Regions from separate parts of the Homo sapiens genome. Here region 1 is linked to region 2. A link is a loop called in an ENCODE intact Hi-C map of the cell type or tissue named here. Cell type or tissue: sigmoid colon. All regions are shown on one strand.

Region 1 (2,500 bases), 74 kb before region 2:
TGCAAGGCTTAATGAGAACATGGAAAGCACTTAGCATAGTGTCTGGTATGTAGCAACTACTCATCAAATGCATGCAATAATTATTGTCTGTCCATTTCGCTTTTCCATGGGGGGCAGGAACGTATATTGGGAAGCACATGGTGTCTGGAGTGAGTCTGTTCTGGGGTCTAGTTCTGAGTCAGCCACTTACTCCATGTGGCATCTTGAGAAATTTAATTAACCATTTGAGCCCTATTTCCTCATTTCTAAAATGGATATAATAATATCCAGTTCACTGGGTTGTTGTAAGCACAGTGCCTATTAAGTCCTCTTCTTACCAATCAATTATCAACAAGTGAACATTTATGAAGTCTATTCCAAGGACAATGCAAAGCACAAGGTGTAACAGGAAGTTTTAATAGAAAATAAACGCGCGTTCTCCACCACGGCCAAGGAGAGCATCTAACAAGTCATGCCAACCATGCACAATGAATTGCTGATGATATATGCAAATTAAAGTGGATCTCTAATCCATGCCCATTTATATTTTTCGAGTGTAGATGTGGATAAATTTTCAATGAGAGCCTTTTTCCTGGTATTCTTACAAGTCAGCAGATCTCCAAAGCCCAACTAAAATATGGGCTGATTAAAGACTCCAGAAAAACTGAAACAGTCGCAAACTGCTCGGTGGCCAGTGCCACAGAAACTAGGACGAAACGAGCCTCTTCTTTCTAACCAAGGGCAGATCTCAGGCTCTCTTGGGGAGGTAAAGCGGAAGGGTGAAATGCCGGTCAAGTTGCCTAGACTCTGATGGAAGCGGTGGCCAAAGGGCCCCTCCCCAGTGTCACCAGCCTCCCCATTCCTGTCACGGAGGATTTTCCTCAGGCGTCGTGACAGACCCGAGGCGTGTTGCCGGGGCCCGCCGGGCCGAGGAGGAGCCGACGCGGCCCGGGGAACTCCAGTCCTCACACGGTTAACGCTCTTCCAAGGAGAGTGGAGGAGGGAGGGTCCCCGCCCACGAGAACGAAGAGAATCTCAGGGCCGAAGCCCCGCCTCAGCCGGCCCGGCCCCTCCCCGCCAGCCCGCCACCCAACTCGGGCCGCACCAGGGGCCGCACCTGCCCGCGCGCACACGCCCCCCGCGCGCCAGGCCTCGCCGCCGCCGCCGCCCTCGGCACGCGCCCGCTGCGGCTGCCCCCCACCGCCCTGCCTCGGCGCGGGCCACAGCGCACGAGCCGCCGCCGCCGCCGCCGCGCTCCTCCCCGCCGCGGACGCCGCCCCCGCGTAACCGCCGAGGAAGCCGAGGCGAGCCCGGGTCGGGCGCGAGGGCGCGCGGGCCGCTGCTGCCACCGCGGGTGTTCCCTGCGCTCCCGCTCCAGCTAGGACTCTCTCTGCCGCCTCCTCCTCCTCCTCCGACCTCAGTCCTCACCACCCTCCTCCCGCTCCTCAAAAGCACCCCCGAGTCCCCACCCCCTCACGCCGCACCCGCGGGAACGAGGCCTTGGGAATTCAGGGGAGTGGCTGTGGGGGCGCGTCGCGGCTCCCAGCTCGGCCAGCCCCTCTTTCAAGACATGGTCTGATCCCCATTGTAAAAGCTGCGCCCCGAAGAGGAGGAGAGAGTCGTGCTCCCTGCCTGGGGCTGCAGGGAGCTCTCCGTGCTGAAGCTCTTGCATTATTTTAGGGTGGGGCGAAGAGGGCCCTGGATTTTGGGGAGTGGGGGTGGGTGGGGAGGAGGACCCGAGGGGGGCAAGGACTCTGTGGGGGAGTCGGTGAGAGACTATGGGGAAGGACCAGGAGCTGCTGGAAGCTGCTCGCACTGGAAATGTGGCTCTGGTGGAGAAACTCCTGTCTGGCAGGAAAGGAGGGATCCTGGGCGGTGGATCCGGACCCCTGCCCCTGTCTAATCTGCTAAGGTAAGGACGGGCACCAGCTCCGGGGTTGGCACACCTCATTATGCATTGTGATGGATATACGTCCTCCTCCTCACGGTTATTGCACCTGGTGGCTGCCAGCGATTCATTCTTAAATTAGGTAGGAAAACAGACTGCGTGTATGGAGAGGAGGTATGAGCCTCCCAGTCAGATTGATGCCTTAGATTCTTTGAGTAATTTTAAAATAGCCTTCCATCAATGCGTCAGTAAGCTACTTTTCCTCTGAGCCCTGGTGCAGAACTTGTACATGTACTAGTGTTGCTTGAAGAAAATCGACGTTCCGCCCGCTTTCCATCAACATTTATTACATATTTGCAGCTTTGAACGCAGCCTTTTTTGTCTAGTTAAATGAAATTGGCAGAGAATCTCTTGCGTGCATGCAATTACCCTGCAAAAGCCACAGCCTTCGGTGGCTCCTACCTTCTCTTGCAGAAGGCGTTTGCTGTGCCGTGGGTTATGATCCCACAAAATGAAGTGAGTGAACCTTCTTTCTGGTGAGATGTCTTCAGCACAGGGTGTGTATAAAACTTGATGGGGCAGGTTAGGCAGCCCCAGCAATACTTTCAGTTACCTGGACATAGCTGAGTGAAA
Region 2 (2,500 bases):
AGAGTGAGACTCTGTCTCAAAAAAAAAAAAAAATTGATTGGGAAACCATTAGGTAGTGCTTTGGGTTCCTATGTAAGCAAACTGAAACCAAACTCACTGTAAACAGTAAACACACTGTAAAACAGTGAAATGAAACTTAAGTTTAACAAATCAGAAAGCACCAGTGAATCTCTATCTAGAGTCTTTACCAGACACTGCCAATTACCTCTAAGTAGGGACTCTCCACTTTAATAAATCAAACATTTTCTCTGTCCTGCTTCCACAGACACCTTATAAAAGTTTTCCCTTGCACGCCTTTGGTGGAGCCCAAATCACTTGCAGTCTGGTGCTGCCTAATTCATGAATCACTGAATGCTCAAATAAACTCTTTAAAATTTTAATGTGCCTAGGTTTATCTTTTAATATCAGTGAAAGTGGTACTTAAATCTGTATTATTTATTGCCATTTATATATCTAAATGTATTTTCCAAGTTTGTCATATTAAGATATTATTGTTAATATTTTTAGGTGTCATGATGGTATCATGATTATACTTTTAAGAAGGGAACCCTTATCTTTTACACATGGATACTGAAATATTTACAGAAATGTTATGATGCCATGGATTTTCTTCAAAGTGGGAGGGTATATAGATGGAACAAATTTGACCATGAGTTGACGATTTTTAAAGGTGTATGATGAGTACGTTGGGTTTTTTAATACTATTCTGTCTACTTTTGAATATGTTTAAAAGTTTTTATAGTAAAAAGTTAATAAATCATTATGTGTTATATTGCTAATGGGTGATATCGAACTTTATAAGTAAATGTTAATTATGCTTTCAGTTTCCAGTTATACTTAATATTTTTACAACCTAATAATAGTCGTAAACTCATAGGGCAGAAAATAAAGAAAGCATTTCTTCTGGCAAGTTTATTTTGGACTGAAGACTCAGATTTTTAAGTAAGTTTTTCTTGGACAAATGGACTTTTAAGCTGATAGGACCTTGAAAAATTTCTATTCCAATTTCCATGTTTGTAGATGAGAGGATTGGAATTTGGCTGGCCTGGTTAGTTTGTATCATGACTCAGACTGCGGTCTGGGTTTCAGCTTTTGGTTCTGGGATTTTTCCTACTCTGTTAGATGCCTGTCTGCAAAAGTAATGTAAGATTCTTTTAGCTCACTGAGACTCAATTGCCCTTACAGAGGGATAGCTCAAGTGGCAGCAGAGTGCAGTGACCGGAGTTTAAATCATTGCTCTGCCAACTACTAGCTGTAAAACCGAGAATGATTTATTTCACCACCCTAAATCTCAGTTTTCTCATAAATTGAGAAAAACTGTAGTTCTTGTTGTGAGGATTATAAAAAATAATATGTTAAAATGGTTAGTAACAGACTCTATTATTTGGTGACTTTGTAAGGTTTTAATAAGATTACGTATTTTTAGCACAATAGCTGGCACATAGTATGAACTAAATGAGTACTTGATATTATTATTGCTGTCATTATTGTTATTATTACCATTCTCATACAATCAAGGAAGTAAGAAATTTTGAATTTTAAAATTTCAGTGGATAAACTGCAGGCTGATAATTCAGAACTCTCTGTAAATGAGTATGTATATATATGCATATATTATGGGTGTGTACACATAGACTGTTGCGTTAGATACATGTTTTTAAACAGCTTTATTGAGATATAATTCTCATAATGTTCACCTATTTAAAGTTTTTAATTGGATGGTTTTTAATATATTAACAGAGTTGTGAAACCACTACCACAGTCTAATTTTAGAATATGTTCATCGCTCTAAAAAGAAGCCACTGTACTTATTAGCAGTCACTTCCCATTCCTCCCATCTCCCCAGTGTAGACAATTACTAATCTACTTTCTGTTTCAATAGATTTGCCTATTCTGTACAATTCATATAAGTGGAATCATACAATGTGTGGCCTATATGACTGTCTTCTTTCACTTAGCATGTTTTCAGAATTCACCCATGTTATTGCATGTATCTGTACTTTATTCCTCTTTTTTTTTTTTTTTTTTTTTTTGAGATGGAGTCTTGCCCTGTAGCCCAGGCTGGAATGCAGTGGTGCGATCTCGGCTCACTGCGACCTCCGCCTCCCTGGTTCAAGCAGTTCTCCTGCCTCAGCTTCCCAAGTAGCTGGGATTACAGGCACGGGGCACCATGCCCAGCTAATTTTTGTATTTTTAGTAGAGAAGGGGTTTCCCCATGTTGGCCAGGCTGTTCTTGAACTCCTGACCTCAGCCTCCCAAAGTGCTGGGATTACAGGCGTGAGCCACCACGTCTGGCCCTTTATTCCTTTTTAATGGCAAATAATATTCTATTATATGGATCTTTTTACAGCTTGCAGAATACTTCATAGTTTCCTAGAATGCTGTGTTTGGAATGGAATATGAACAAATTCAGCTCTATTCTAGGTGGACAGAGGAATTCTACACTTTTCTAAGTGATTATAGTTGTAGTTGTAGTCTAAATCATCTTCCAGGAGAAATA

What was found. Peaks named below come from ENCODE experiments on the same cell type or tissue, not always from the same donor. Only the 100,000 strongest peaks of a DNase experiment are listed, where the experiment ranks them.
Region 1: a loop joins it to region 2, with 6 times the contacts of the local background. A loop is called at or near these places in 8 of 110 quality-filtered maps.

What each region holds. Positions count from the first base shown.
Region 1 is chr12:99,983,495-99,985,994 of GRCh38, reverse strand. ANKS1B (ankyrin repeat and sterile alpha motif domain containing 1B) reads left to right here and starts at 1,059. Exons shown (of 27, transcript NM_001352186.2): 1 at 1,059-1,891. The coding sequence starts at 1,758. RefSeq lists a silencer at 1,037-1,086 and an enhancer at 1,199-2,029. In sigmoid colon, no CTCF peak of the experiment used is centred here; DNase peaks (open chromatin) are centred at 994 and 1,324; H3K4me3 peaks cover 2,462 bases.
Region 2 is chr12:99,909,888-99,912,387 of GRCh38, reverse strand. All of the region lies in intron 1 of ANKS1B (ankyrin repeat and sterile alpha motif domain containing 1B), which reads left to right. Among named protein-coding and RNA genes, the nearest start is that of ANKS1B, 74 kb to the left of the region's middle. In sigmoid colon, no CTCF peak of the experiment used is centred here; a DNase peak (open chromatin) is centred at 1,077; H3K4me3 peaks cover 1,602 bases.